Regions from separate parts of the Mus musculus genome. Here region 2 is linked to region 1. Evidence: chromatin loops called from intact Hi-C (ENCODE). Cell type or tissue: left cerebral cortex. All regions are shown on one strand.

Region 1 (8,000 bases):
AACTTACCTGTTTGTAAGCTAGCATCCAATATACAAATTCAAATGGCCACGTGAATAAGGAGCTGATTTGAATCAAATCCTCTCAGAATAACTTTCAAGGAGAAAGTTGGGTATGAGAGTTCACATCAAGTATGCTAACTCATTCCTATAATCCCAGTGCTTATGAAAAATGGGTAGGAGAATTTGGGGTTCAAGCCCAGCCAACACTATATGATATCCTGTCTTAATATAGCATTAATTAACAATATTTTAATAAAACACAGGCTCTCATATTTTTGCTGCATATTATACATAGAGTGAAAAGTGTATGACAGGCTATGATTTCAGAGGTATGTGGATTTCTACTGCAACAGAAATAACTGCAAGACTCTCACTCTAGGGGGCGCACTGCTGCCCCCGTCATTCGTTGAAATACTGGGCAATATTTCAGGTATAGCCCCCGATCTTAATCCGAAGGTGGCCACCTGTCTGGTTACATGAACAGTGTATGATCTAGAATGATAGGCAGGCTTTTTTCCCCTGTCCCTCACCCCCCCCCCCCACTGGGGACACAAAGCTTTCCAGAAAGATGTTCAGTTTCATGGAAATGTCATCGTCCTCGTCATTGTTGTTGTTGTTGTTGTTGTTGTTGGGGACAGTAGGTCTTAGAATGTTTGGCCCTGATTCTATTTCCCTTATGAAATTGGGTGAGAACCCGTCATTAGAAGAGGAGAGATCACAGAGGGACAAGTCCATATCTCAAGAATTCTTTGATATCCCAATTTATTTACTGAAAGACAGTTAATTCACATCACTTCTCTTTCTCTTCTCACCCTCTTTTGTTCCCTGCTTCCCTCTTCTACCTCTTCCTTGGCTGCTCATCCTGTTGCCTTCCTAGACTTTCAGTTCCCCTGACTTACACTGGTTCCTAGGAGTCACAGTGTTGTAATGGGAAGGAGGGCTCTTTGTTATAAATAATGTGAGCAGTAAGCAGATCAACGGAACTGACGCTGAGTGGACGGTGTCAAGCCTTTTTTAGCAGTTTGGTTTTGAACACCCGGTAGAACAAGTTTGGCCCAATAAAAAAAAGCAGAATTCCTTCCCTTTTAAGAGCTCTAAAGACACTGGTTACTTTTATGCAGAGGGGTAGGGGACAGTGCTTTTTGCCCAAGTGATTCAGAGGGAAGGATCACCTGGCTGAGAAGGGAGCGTTGCCTTTTAGGTGTTTCCCGCATCGCGTCCACGTGCCTCTATGATGTGTGGAGAATGCCAGGGAGAGGCAAAGCGGGCGGGTTTTTTTCGGAAAGCTAGACCAGCCTCCCTCCTTACATAGGCTCGTCCTCTGCATTGCATCCGAGCTTCGGTGATTTGCTGTTTGGAGACTGCAGATTTGCATAGAGCCCCTTGCTTCACCAGCGTGTGTGGTTTTTCAGTTCTTTTATTTATTTTTTCTTTCTATTTTTCTTTCCTTTTCTTTCTTTCTTTTTCTTTTCTTTTTTTAAAATTTTCTCCTCTTCCGCTCTTTCATCTGCCCCTGCTTTTCCTCCGCTCGCTTTCCCCAGTTCGATCCCTGCTGTCTTCACGAGGGTGCCCACTTCCCTCTGAACCCATCGTCGGGCGTAGTGTCAGGAGGCGGCGGACTCGGAGATTGCCTCTGGAGCAGGCGATGCGCGCCGCTGCTCTGCGCGCTGCCCGGGTGAGGCTGGCGGGAGCTGGAGAGCTGGCCAGGGCTGAATGGAGGGACAGGGTGCCTTGCGTCCATGGGGTCTGCTTCTTTCCTGAAAGGAGGCTGGACCGGCGAAGTGGTCTCCCAGTTCCCCGCGCACAATGCTAAATGGATTTACCTAGTGGATTCCCGGTGGATGGCTGTCATGTAGAAGTGAAGACCCTCCGGGAGGAGCTTTAAACAATTTCCAGGCTCCCCAACCCCGGCACACACTCTCGCCCGAAACTCTTGGGGAGTATCTCTGGAGAACCTGGAGCCCTGCAAACCTGGAAGCAGCCACCCTTTCTGCGCTTGCTGTTCTTCGGGTCTGCTTTTCCGGACAAGTCCTCCGGCCAGCTACATTCACCTCGGCTATGTTTCGGATTGTTTGGGGTACTGTTGTAGGGCACTGCAGACTCCAGGACCCTGAGAAGACTGTCCGAAGGAGGGAGAGGATGGCTGCCCTGGCGCGGTAAGGCGGCCAATCCAGCAGCCAACCGCGAGCCGCCCGATCCCCGGCTTCCTCTTCTCTTCTTGTGCCCCAAACTTTGCCTCCCGCGGCGGCTGCCCCTTGGCGGGCGCCCCGCCATGTACCAGAGGATGCTTCGGTGCGGCGCCGATCTGGGATCGCCCGGGGGCGGCAGTGGCGGCGGCGCAGGGGGGCGCCTGGCCCTGATCTGGATAGTCCCGCTCACCCTCAGCGGCCTCCTAGGAGTGGCCTGGGGGGCATCCAGTTTGGGAGCGCACCACATCCACCATTTCCATGGCAGCAGCAAGCATCATTCAGTGCCTATTGCAATCTACAGGTCACCAGCATCCTTGCGAGGCGGACACGGTGGGTCTGCAATGCCAAGTTCTTGCGGGTTATCCTCTTGCTTCCCCTCTTCAACCCTGCACTTGATCGCGGCGTCTCGGCCCTTAAGGCTCTAAGATGTGGGAGCCAGAGAAAAGGGAGGTGCATTTAGGTGTGCTTGTTGGGAGCCACTTATCTCTTTGAAGACAATAGAAAGGGATGGGTGAAGGCAGCGCGGGTGTTTGTGGTGAGGGGTGGGAGGGGCGTGCCTTGCCGAGGTGCCGGGAGATGTGGGCATCTAATACAGGACCAGCCTGGGCAGGGAGCCTGGCCCCGCTGAAAGGGGGTGTCTCTCGCCAGAAGGTCACTCAGTGGCCAGATGGGGCGCCGCGCTCCACAGAGGTAACTGAGGGAGAGAGATGAGGGCTCTGCAGAACCTTTTGTCTGTGCAGCGCTGCCCCACCTCCAGACCATCTTTCCTGGCCCGAGCAGTGAGCATTCGAACCTGTGCATCTCTCCAAAGCGCTGCTTCCAGACTGCAGTGCCAGGAAAGAGGTCCCGGGACTAGGCACCCACTCAACAGGAGGCCATTCCCTCTTACCCCACGTGTGTCTTACTTGGATAAGGCAGCAGTACAGTGAGCTACCTACCCTCTCTGATCTTCGTCAGTCCCTACTGGACACAGAGCTCCTCCTGGAAACCATCCTTTCTCCACCACACACACACACACACACACACACACACACACACACACACACACACACACACACACACACACGGCCGAATTATTCTCTAGATGCAATGGGAGTGGTCTGAGACTTCACAGACCCCCATCTCCCTGAAGATTGGTCTCCTGAACACCGCCAGTCTAGCTCCCTCCTCTGTGCAATTCTTTCCATGGAGTGCAGGCTTCCTGGACTAAGCCAGGAGTTCTGCCTGGAAGAAGAGAAATTTCAGGAAAAGGGACCTATTTTCCAGTTTGTTAGGGAAGATCTGAGTGTAGAGAAATGCCTTGTGAGCCAGTATCCTCTTATGTTTAGATGAAAGCTATATCAGATTCACCGAATTGCCAAAAATAAAATAACAAAATCAGCCAGGTTTCCCGCCCCCCCCCCCTTTCTCAGTGCCTGTGAGGCTTTTTTCTTTGTCTCTTCTGAGTGTAAGACCTACTCATTTACCCAGCAGGCTGGACGCTGTGATCACTTTCTTTGGCTGTTCTTCCATTTCTTTCTTGCAGTCAATTCACCTTTGAGACTCTGCTCCTTGGATCCTCTACTCCCTCTCATGTATTTCCCCTCCCAGGGGCAACTGTTAGTACTATGATGTCGGGCCCTTCTCCTGGGATAGACTTCCTACCTCGGGACTCCTGTGGGCTAGGCATGAAAAGCTACAGCATGATCTAATGAACAGAGACAGGTCACCCTGGCAACCCCTCACTGGGAGTGGAATAGTGACACACTTTACATTGGCTCCAAATAATTGATTGTTTACCTCACCTGGTTCTTGAAGGAATTCCTTTAGAGACACCTAGTAAAACCCGAACCAGGGCTTTCTATAATATCAGAGGGCAGATCCCTGGGAAACCATAGAGTTCCAGGTGCTCTTCCCTCTGACTCCCTAGATTCTGGGGAGCATACTGCTACCTTACCTGAGTGTAGCCCTCAACCACTGCTCTGCCTTTGTGCAGAATTATACCACTCCTGTGGGAGGAAGGAGAGCCAGGGCACAGGAGGGCCAGACAGAGCGTGGGTGGGTGGGAGTGGTGTACCAGATGGGGGTATGTGAGGGTGTGGGATGGCTAATTGTAGCAGTGGGGCGCTATGAGCTAATTATCTCATATGCACATAAGTTTCTTGTGGGTCTGACTCTGCAGAGTGACCCAGTGGTAAGGTCTGAGAATGTGGACAGGGCTTGTGGAGGTGACAGGACAAAAAGGGCCCCTGTAGCAATTTGACACTCCTTTACAAATGTAGCTTCTACCCCAGGCAGATGCCCTCTGCTGGTCTTTGGTAACATTTATTTCCCTCCAGAATAGACTGATTGTCTGTATGTGAATGAAAAATCAGGCTCATCTATCATTGAAAAGGAGAAATCAAGATGGGCAGGTAGAGACAGTGAATGGGCCACAGTAGGCATTATTCTTTAGGGTCAGAGAACTTTCTTTCTTTCAGAGAATGCTATTTATGTGGCCACATTTGTTTGTAAAACCTCCCTCCATTCCTACATACTCACCAGTCAGAATTTAAGGTCCTAAATAAAATACAGGTGTGAAGTTTTCACATGTCTCCCCTCCCTTCTCTAGAAAAGAGACAATTCTATAGAGAGCAAGCTAAGAACATTAGGCTGAAAAAATCGGTGTCTGAGGGTGGTGCACTCCGAAACCAGGGTGTGCAAGGAGAGCAGAGGGCCCCAGAGCAGGGCTCGTAGGGTGGGAGCTTGAGAGAAACCTAATAGAAAGAGGTGAAGTCGAATTTGTTGGGTCAATAAGCTTGATGAATATTTAGCTAATTATTAGGACAAAGGGCTCACAAGGAAAGAATTGCTGAGCCTAATGGATGAGAGAGAAAGCAAAGCAAAAAGGTAAATGACAGTGTGATGAATTCCTACTAGGAAATGAAGGCAAGTTAAAAAGGAGGCTTCATTTAAAATCTGTGACTCTTGCAAATGTGCATGTGTGGATAAATACATGAGCCTGTTTGGTTGTCTTAGAGTTTCCGAGAAGCATAAGACTGTTTGTTTTTTAATAAGGAGTACGTACATATATGTTAAGTGTATGTAAGGAAAGGAAAGCTTGGGTAGCATATTCTAAGGGAGAAAATTTAGTCTCTTATGTTTTAGAAACTGCTGGATCCAGGTTCATTCTTCTTCATGTTTTTTCATGCTATGCTTCATTTGCACTATTATGAGGTGTCACTTACAAGGTTTGCGGGTGCAGAGGGAGCTCATGTCTACCACACATGTCTTTGTGTAAGCTGACCCAATTGCAAAGATTGTGGTGAGGATTTTCTTAAGTGCATATATATGAGAAGCAGATTTGGAGACAGTTTCTGCCTCTCCCCTCCCCAATTTTGTATGAATTTAAAAACATAGATGGTGAAACAACTTCTGTATAAATTTTTTTTTTTTTAGTTAAGTCAGTGGAGAACTATGTAACTGTAAATGATAAGAAGCAAGGCTGCTTATAATTAAAGCCAACTGGAGTCCAGAATAGACCCGTGTGCTCAGCCAGTACTGCTTTTGTGCTGTGCCATATGTGTGGAGCAGAGAATGATGTCAGTGCTATGCTCAGGTTCCCTGCTCAGCTCCCAGCATTCCTAAGCACCAATGTTCTGCATACTTTAGAAAATTAGCTTAAAGCCTCTCAATATTTTCAGAAGATACAGAAAGGAGAAAACATTCACAGATCTTAGCAACTAAAGTCAGTTCATCTCTTCCCGCAAATATGAACTCTGGAAATTATATTACTGTGATGAGCTTATACTATTAAAGAGCAAAATGGTTTCTTCAAGGGGAGAAGTGAACGAATTTTAAAGCTAGGTTTGTGTTTAAGGGAACTCAATGACATTAAATAAAGATAAAATTCATAGCTGGAATTTGTAACATATTCTTCCAAAGTACTTTCAAGGCATATGACAAAGTTCTAAAGGGAGCTTAAATATCTTTTGTGTGTGTGTGTGTGTGTGTGTGTGTGTGTGTGTGTGCGAGGCTACTGAGACATGTCGTGTCAAAGATGGGCCAAGAAATAGAGCCAATCTCTGATCAGAGTGAAAAAGAGATTACAGTCAGAGATTTGTGACCCCATAGCCCAAAGTGATTGTATGATCTCAGAGGTAGAGAGTGTTCTCCATGTGGCTTCATGGGGTCTTTTGGAGTAGAATTCATTATGAATAATCCAGCCACCAGTTTTGTGTCTAGTCTATCTTAACACCTCTGTGTGCTGCATGTAGACACACTCAGTTGGTGCCCCACTGGTGTCATCAATAACTCTGTTGTGGACTGTAACATGCTTGTTGATAGAAACTTTCTGACTTATTTTCGATCACAACCAAGAGAATTGATTAGCAAATCTTCACTATGTTCTGCCTGGGTGAAGATCGCTCTGGTTATTGATTACTATAGGTGACTGGAGACATTTAACTCTGAATGTTTGGAACAGGTTTTGTTACTCCACACTTGGGCTGTTGACATTGTAAGCAAAGACATCACTGATATGTTCTGAAGAAGATGGTCAGTGAATAGTGTTGAAACACATTTTTGAAACATTTATGTTCTAAATAATCCTGACAGCCTAGAGAAATTTTGAGTTTGTCCCAAAAGAGTAATATATTTATGCTTTAGATTGTTTACCTATTTGCTGAGTACATATGCCATAAATGAAAAAGTATCTATGTTTGTTTGTGTACCAGGTACCATTAAGGGCTACAGTGTAAGGGAATATATGGGGGGGGAGGGGCCAGCTAGGAGGAGCCAGAGCACTTAAAGTCCAATCATCATGTTTATACCTTAGCTCTAAAAGTCCATACTTTCAGAAAATATCAATCTTTAGAAAAATAAATATAATTTCTCTTAGAAAACAGGTAATCTCCAAACACAATGATAAACAAAATCCTACAAAGTTTATCCATATGTAGTAGTCATCTGGACTACACCATAAAATGGTCAAATAAAAGTATGAAACTGAATTTTATCACCACTATCTTCTATTGCCTTAAATATTAATATTCCAGGAAGATTTCTTTGCACAATTCCCCTTTGTCAAGTTGATGCTTTTATTTCTTGTAGCATAAACACAAGTTTTATTTTTCAGATACACACTGGACTTGTTTTATAGGCGTACTTAAGATGGAAGATTCATTGGTTGAAATGAACACTGATGTGAGATAGGCAGCTCAGTCTGGTGGTGATAATCCTCAGAACGAGATTCGTGGGGAAATTTAGCCATTGCCACTTACAGGAATCGTATAAATTTACAAAGCTGTTTTTTGTTAACTTATGAAATGAAAATACAATAAATTACAACACCAGGAACAACAAATAAGATCACGAACTTTATCCTATGCAAACTCTAGAAGATTATACTATTTCACAATTAAGAGCCTAGTAAATAGTCGCTGTGCATAAAGGCAATCAACTGACTGAGTTCTAGGCCTGAGCCTGCCAGGTATGAACTGAATGACCTCTGGAATTGACTATTTCTTTAAACGTTAGCCTCTTTCAACTCTAAGGTCGGATGAGAACATCACTTCTCACTTAACATTGTGACAACAGAGATCTAAGTAGCTTGAGTGGACCAGATCGACAGGGTCATGCAAATAGGGAAAATGGAGGTTGAATCCATGTCTTTCAATGCATCTTCCTCCATGTCAAATATGTTTCCTTGAAGCTCTTGGGAGGTCATGGGCAGACCTGGTCTAGTTCATTTACACTTTTACCTGTTTAGTTGATCATCAGAGCTTTAAGCTTAGGTGTTTAACTAAGATTAGGCATATCTCTCAGAATGGATTACATCATTTCTTGTATAGA
Region 2 (8,000 bases), 370 kb after region 1:
CTCTCCTCAGTAAGCCTCCCCTGCAGCAGGCTAACAACTCCTGCTATTTAAAAGAAATGGAGAAAATGACAAACAGTTAATAATTCCATGGATGTCTCGAGCTTCTTTAGCTGGTTAAGTGCAGGATGAGTCCAAACAAGTGTGCAGAGAAGGGATTCTATGACATGTTCCTACCACACTCTATGACATATTCCTACCACACTCTATGAGATATTCCTACCACACTCTATGACATATTCCTACCACACTCTATGACATATTCCTACCACACTCTATGACATATTCCTACCACACTCTATGACATATTCCTACCACACTCTATGACATGTTCCCTACCATACTCTATGACATGTTCCCTACCACACTCTGTGACATATTCCTACCACACTCTATGACATATTCCTACCACACTCTATGACATATTCCTACCTCTGTGATGTAATTATGTGATTATTACTGTACATTTCCACGTGCTTATCCACTATTCTGTTTCATCTGGAGTGACATGGATAAACAGGAATAACTCTTCTAGAACTCTATCCTAAAATTCAATGTTTTTTTTTTTTCCAACATCTTTGTTTTTTGCAGGGGAGGGTTTTGAGACAGGGTTTCTCTGTGCAGTCCTGGCTGTCCTGGAACTCACTTTGTAGACCAGGCTGCCCTCCAACTCAGAAATTTACCTGCCTCTGCCTCCCAAGTGCTGGGATTAAAGGCATGCGGCACCACCGCCCAGCTTCCAACATCTTTTTTGATCTTCAGATAAAGCAGAAATTTTAATAGCAAAAAGCTTCCAATATTTTCTTTCTGTTTCTCCAAAACCATAATGTAGTTTTTCACAAATACTTCATTACTTCAAATATCCTTAGTTTAAATTATAAAAAAGCATAACAATGGTGGGAGTATTGAATAATATTTTAAGCAAAGCAGAAGAGTTCAGCTTCCCAAAGGAATCAGTCATAATATCTCAGTCCCTTCTCTCTGCTATTATTGCTCTTTCAAAGACATTATATTGGGGAAGCACCATGGCTTAGTTAATTTCATCAATCCCTGCAAATCCTTTTTCCATGCAGCCAAAGACAAATATCCAAGACTACAAGTATAGATTAGTGGTACATCATTTGCCGCACATGCATAAAAGCTTCAGTTTGATTCCTAGCACTGGGAGAAAAAGCAGCCAGTCTTGTAGTCAAACACTGGAAGAATTATGAAAAGTATATAGTAAATGTAAGTATAGAATATAGATGTGTGTATAGAATATAGATGTACATGTAAGTATAGAATATAGAATATAGTATAGATCACACATATATGATAAAGTGTGTATTCTTTTAAAGCAAAGCACCTTTTATTACTCAGTAAAACTCATTTATTCTCAGCTCAAGGTTTTGCTAGAAAATCTATTTTTTAATTTGTACTTACAATTGCATAATAATTGCTTCAAAACACCATCCTCGCTCTTCCATGTGTGAGCTAGCTATATACGCAAGAACATGTGCTTTTACATTCACCCTACATGGTGGTGTTTCCACTTACAGAGTTTCCTCCAGTAACACAACATTTGACTGGATGGCTTTTCCACTAGGTTTGTGGTGATAACACACTTATCTTCAGCGTTCCATGTAGTTTTATGAGTTATGTGTCTATGTAAAGCATTGCTAAATGTGTCGCCACTAAAAAAGCTAGTGGCTAAGGATATATGTAACAAATCAGAAGCTTGGTCAGGGAATAACTATATAGGCCTAGGAACTGCCTTATCTTTATTATGAAATTATAGCTAGAATACATCAGCAATTGCTAAGGTGGATTTTATACATCTGCTAGTTATGATATGTAAACATGCCTATTGGTTGAGTAACCTCTACCAAACCCTGCTGAATATCATCAGTGACTGTCCAGAAAGTAAGGTACATTGTATCTTACAAGTTCACTTATCAGTCAGGATACATACTCACACACCAGAAGAGTACTAAAGGTTGGACTGCCTTCTTTTGAGTTATCACCTAATGGGCACATGTCTTCTGGTTGCCTGTCAGTGCCTTTGCTTATATAAAGAGTTCAGTACAGGCTAAAGAGAAACAAGGAGATGTTATTCGAAAAAATGAAAAACAATGCAAGATCAGATAAAATCAGTTTGCTATCTGTGCATTCGTACCATCCCAGCCTCTAAAGTAGTGTGAAAACTTAAGAAATAAAAGATTAATAAACAGGTGTTTCAGGGCACCTGTCTATAATAACCAAGGCCCTGGGATCAATGCTCAGAAGCAGCATCAGAAAGGAAAGGAGAAGGAGGAGGAATTATCACTGGAAATAGTCATTTTTTAAAATAGTCAGATTAGGTCCAAGTATAAATATTTTGAGCCAGAAGATAAACAAAGTACGCAGGTAAGTAGTCCATCATGTTTTCAGTGTGGGTGATTGTGTTTTGGTCTCAGTTTAGGTTTCATCAGAGGAAGGTAAAATGAATATAATAAACATGGGAAGAACGCAGGTCTCTAGGCATGAGGGGAAAATTTTGAAAAGTAAGAAGAGTAGCACAAACGGCTTACTCATGTTATGGAATTGTTAATGTTATTATTATTTCCTCAATGACTATTTCTGTTTAGAAACAGAAAACGATTGTGAGGCATTACATTGCACAATTCATTTCAACTTTATTGTGGTATACAATACTAAACTCAACGGTATTACAAAATTACAAATTAGAGATAAATAAGCTTGAGGTGTTGTTTAAAGACATCCATGGCAGTAAAGTTTGCCTAGATCCCCGACTTTCTCACTTATGCATACTGAGTATGATAGTGATCCCAATTTTTGCTAGTTACTTTCTACTGCTGATAAAAAGAACAACCACATACAACTTTGGGAGGCAGGCCTTATTTAGCTTATGCAATCACAGTCCATCCCTGAGGGAAGCCCAGACAGGAACTCAAGCAGGGTAGGAACCTGGAAGCAGGTACCAAATCGCAGATATGGAAGAGTGCAGTTCACTGGCTTGTCCTATAGCTTACTTTAACTGCCTCCTTCTATAATTCAAGACCACCTGCCCACAGTGTCAGAGGCCTCCCTCCCACAGGACGAGTTTGATGAAAGGGTTTTTCTCAATCGAGCACTCCTTTCACAGATGATAGTAGCTCTTGTCAAGTTTTCATAAACTGACTAATTTACTTTATATACAAGTCCCCTGGGTTCAGTAACAAAATAAATATTGGCTTGAGCTTATCTGCCTCTACCTAACAAGTTCAGGAACATGGTATCTAGTCTTGCACTTTGTGGAAAGAGATATGAGTGAATATATGGATATTTAGAGTGATGAGACTGAGAAAACTAGGCACTTGATTGACATAGGACTCTAAAATGCAAAGATATTTTGAAAATATGCCATTCAAACAAGAATAATCTGTTTTATGCATATAAATATAAAATCATGGATTTATATTTTAATGGCTGCAGCTGTTCCATTTCCTTGCCCTTTTGAATGTATCTGAGCCTTAAAAAATAATAACTCGTACAAAATACCACAACAGATGAGCATTGTGGCACATGCCTTTAATCCCCACACTCAGGAGGCAGATGGATCTCTAAGTGTGAGGCTAGCGTGGGCTATAGAGAAAGTTCCAGTTCAAGTAGGGCTATACAGAGAGACTCTGTCTCTAAATAATAAGTAAATAAAGTAATTAAAACCGCCACTGTTCACCAAATTGCATGTAATATCTAGTCTTAATTAGATAAATGTATGTCCTTTACCGCTTTAATATAAAGACACATATGGTAACTAGACCAGCTTTAGATTATAAAAAGCATCCTAAATTCTTTAAATACAATTCTCCCTCCTTTCCTCTTTCACAAGTGTAAACATCCAATATAACCACCCCACACTTGCCAGTACTGCTTTATAGTAAAAGATGGTTGGGTTTGTTTGTTTGTTTGTTTGTTTGGTTGGTTTTTTTTTTTTTGAAACAATTCCTTTGTTCTACTTTTTCCTAAATGTCATGAGACTACTCTGGGAGATTTCAGGGTGACAGTAATATGATTTCCAACATTAATTGATAGAAACTGCCTCTTAATGCTACTCAGAATTCCATTAGGTAACATGGAATGCAAAGTTCCAGGAGTAAGTGTAATTAGCCGGGAAGCAGACCGTTCTTCTGTTCTAAAAGTTGATTTTTATTCTTGATTTGATCTTGGCATCTTTTTCTCTCTTTGTTATCCTAACAAAGGTTCATCTAAGTCACTCTCAGCTCTCTGCTCTCAGTCTCAAATCTTCCCTTACAGTCACTTCAGATTCACCTGAAATCCCCCAGTTCCCAGTGGGGATTGGTTATCTGTGGCAGAGTACCCAAATTTTAAACAGTTTTTAATATTGGTTTATGCACTAGAGTACACCAGTAAGGTTCTTCAGCAACTAAAGATCACCTGCCACAGTTTTGGGTGCTGGGTTTCCTCCTTTGTAAAGGGAAATATAAATAGCTTTAATCTTTAAAACATTATGCTTTTAGAGCGTGGGTAAATGTGAATGTCTTTTAAGAAAGGCATTCTTTTTTTAAAATGTTATTAGTAGGTATTTTCCTCATTTACACTTCCAATGTTATCCCCAAAGTCCCCCATACCACCACCACCCCCCCATTCTTAAATGGTCTGGGTAGCCTGGGTTGATTTTCATGTTCTTAAACCACCTTACCTAGATTTGCATGCTGTATTTTTCTGACTGGGTTTTTGTTGGTTTTGTTTCAATTCATTCAGCCATGGCCTGAATTAGAGGCACGGCTGGTTTTTCCATGTTCACAATGAGGTGACACGGGCCCATTAGCGTTCTGCCTGTGAGCTACTAGGTTTCAGAGAACTGTTGATGTGGAATCCTAGAAACACACAAAGGAAGAAGCAACACAGGAAGCAACGACTCAGCCAAGGCGGGGAACATGCAGTATGTGTCCAGAAAAGCAGGTTTTTTTTATGGAAACAAAGGAATATGTTTCTGCGCTGCCTGTGCCCTTTGTCTCCCTGAACTTTTACTTTGATATGAAGTCATGAAGTTATTTCAAATCTGTTTTTCAGAAGCCAAAATAGCTAAATTATTCATTATAAGTGAAAATATTTACTCCCTTGTATCAAGAACTCTGATTTCTTTTTCTGATGCCCCTAATAAGAGCTTGTGGTATAAAAGCAGAGGCTGAATATACTAAATAGGCACCCAGGTGAGGCTGGACCTGCTCCTTGGAGGTTTTGCTCTTGTGTCCATAAATGTTTTATAACTGTGCCATACGCACTAAAGTACTTCATTCCCAGGGAAACTGCACATGGTTCTCTGAACAGTGAGGCTCATAGTGGCTTCTAATGAAAGGAGGTGGAAAATGGCCACAGGAGAGATAGCACAGTGTGAGGAGCTGTCCTGCTGCTGAGAGAGATTTATGGGAGACAGACTTTAAAAGCGCCGAATGAGGTACTCAGGGAACAAGACCTTGTAAGCATTTTTCTATAAATGCTCATGACAGAAAGTGGGTCTGTACTGATAACAAAGGGTCAGGTTTGCAAGGAAAATATTTTTATGGATGTTCCCAGTTTGTACATGAGAACTGACACAGTTTGCAACGTGTCTATGGCCACTAGACTTCCTTAGCAGGAAAGTAATTGTAGTTTTTGTTGTTGTCAGTGTTGTTTGTTTTTTGTTTTGTATTTTCTCAGATGCATAGGCATAAATTGGAGACTTTGACATTAATAATTATAAACTTGTTAAGATATAGAAGATGTAGTAATTATATCTTTCAGGCCGTTTTTTTTTTTTTTTTTTTTTTTTAATTTGTTGTCCAAAACTAAACTGAAACTATTTACTCCCTATGGAGATTCAATGGATAATTCAGGGAAGTAGCAATTTGACATATAAATTGATACATACAGTAGCGTTTTAGCTTTTAAGCTAATCTTATAATGATAGATTTGACTTCCAAACCAGTTAACTTGAAATATTTCAGTTTAAAATATAAGAAGTCTGGTTGTTCCTCACTGAGGAGAGAGGGACATTAGGAGATGTGGGGACCAAATCCTGCTATCCAGCTCTTTTTACTGGGGTCACAGTGAATAATGAGTGTGACCAAATCCATTTCAAAACATCTGAGTCATGTCACCAATTTTTGACTCTTGACCAATTACATATGATACATTTTTTGCTTCTATTAGGAATAATTCCTCCCACCACTTTTATTCTGCTGTAATTGATGGCATTAGCTCTAGAAAAGGGATGGTAGGCTGAGAATATTTCATTGTAAGATGCACCATTCTTAGCTACAGTGAAGCGAATTATGCACTGCCTCTAGTGCCTTATTTGCGGGAAGCTGTATAAGAAAGCAGAAATCCTGGGCCAAACAGTTTTCTCTTTTACTAAGCTGTGGTGTTTAACTGAGGTAAAGTCTTTGTTAGTATCAAAACTAAATTTTGAAGATTCATGTTAGTTAAGTAGTTCCAGAGCTAGCTTGACCTGCATTGTTTTCCTTGTACATATTACAGTACTGATTTTCTCTTATACACTGTTCTAGAACTTAAAGTCAAAATTTAGCTCGCATCTCATTGGGTGAAATACTAATTCTACTCCCCTAATTCTGAAAACGTTCTAATATCGGCTCACTGATAAGGTAGACCAGGATACCCTGCTGCCATCCAAACAACACACAGATACTTCCCAACACACAGACACTCCCTTCCCCCTACAAGTCCCCAACCTTCTGCAATTAAGGCTTATCATCTCTGCTTGCTTGGTCTTGCTTTTTTCAGATGTCAGCTAGTGACATCTCTTTTTTTTTCTGTCCCATCCCTGCCATTAAGGAATCAAATTATGAACTAGTTACAAAGTTGCTAACTCACCAGCTCTTATTTTAGACTTAACGATGGAGGTCAGAAGACTCCACTGAATTCTGTGACATTGAAAGAAAACATATTGATAACATCATAATTATTAGCTGAGTCAGATTCTAAGGAATGTTAAGATTACAGAGTCAAATTACATGATATAACAAAAGCCAGAGGCTAGAAGTCAGAAATAAAGCCTGGGAAGTTAATTTTGACAGTTCTGTAATGGTTTTTTTCTGTAATGGTTTTTTTCTGTAATGGTTTTTGTTCCTTTTTTTCAGTTTTATTTCATTTGCTATATTCCAATTTTTCTTTCAAATCAAGTATACAATTTTGTTGTTAATTTTTTTCTCCTGTCTTTTATGCCTTAATCTTATTTATATAGTGGATACATTAGGGAAACAGGGCTTTAAAATGGTACCATTAGCAATAATATGTCCTGTGACAATATCTATACCTCAAGTCAGGGTCAAATACTCAAAACTATAAGGACAATAAACCAATGATTACTTCAAATAGCATGTGGTTTAGACTCAATGAATTCACTCCTTTAGCTTTAGTCTCTCTGTGTCATCTCAACCCTCACTGTTACCAAGTCACTCCACGGTAAAGAAGATTATTTCTTCATGAGATAATTACAGATTAACAGAAAGTTGTAAAAGAAATCACAAGAAGATGACTGCTGAAGACACTGTCCGTGTGTTGGGCAGTTTTATTTGGTGGAATATATCTATCTACAGATGAGGAAAGACTCTAGACTTTATTTGTCTAGACTGAAATTTCAGACCTATACTGGTACCAGAAGACTCAATCCTGACTGGGACAGTTTAGTTTACTGAACCAACTCCGCCTGTTTTGTGAATTAACATTGTGCACATCTGTAGTCCAGTATCAAAGCGGATTACTACTGCTGTTCATTAGAGAGCTTGTTCAGACTCTGACAGAATTAACTTGTTTCTATGTGCATATTATATATGCATGCAATTATCAATATGTATAGCTTCTCAGAACAAACGTCAACATCAGTATTTTACTATAGCATTCACCCGAGGCTCCTTTGCCTTGCCCTTCTTTGCTGCATTTTAGAATCCTGAGGAGTCACCTACTTCTCTGTATAGGGCATCAGTATAGAGAGAGATTCGTTCCAGTTCAATGAGGACAAC

Evidence for each region. Hi-C counts contacts between places; a loop is a spot of excess contacts. Peaks named below come from ENCODE experiments on the same cell type or tissue, not always from the same donor. Only the 100,000 strongest peaks of a DNase experiment are listed, where the experiment ranks them.
Region 2: a loop joins it to region 1, with 2.4 times the contacts of the local background. A loop is called at or near these places in 3 of 42 quality-filtered maps.

Annotation. Positions count from the first base shown.
Region 1 is chr17:90,449,325-90,457,324 of GRCm38, reverse strand. All of the region lies in intron 17 of Nrxn1 (neurexin I), which reads left to right. Among named protein-coding and RNA genes, the nearest start is that of Gm32337, 8.6 kb to the left of the region's middle. In left cerebral cortex, CTCF peaks have their summits at 372, 2,857 and 4,477 (motif pointing left); DNase peaks (open chromatin) are centred at 4,429, 5,459, 5,723, 6,329 and 6 more places; H3K4me3 peaks cover 5,741 bases; H3K27ac peaks cover 5,144 bases.
Region 2 is chr17:90,076,043-90,084,042 of GRCm38, reverse strand. The region is part of intron 21 of Nrxn1 (neurexin I); the gene reads left to right. Among named protein-coding and RNA genes, the nearest start is that of Gm41653, 100 kb to the right of the region's middle. In left cerebral cortex, no CTCF peak of the experiment used is centred here; DNase peaks (open chromatin) are centred at 3,562, 4,848 and 5,338; H3K27ac peaks cover 1,087 bases.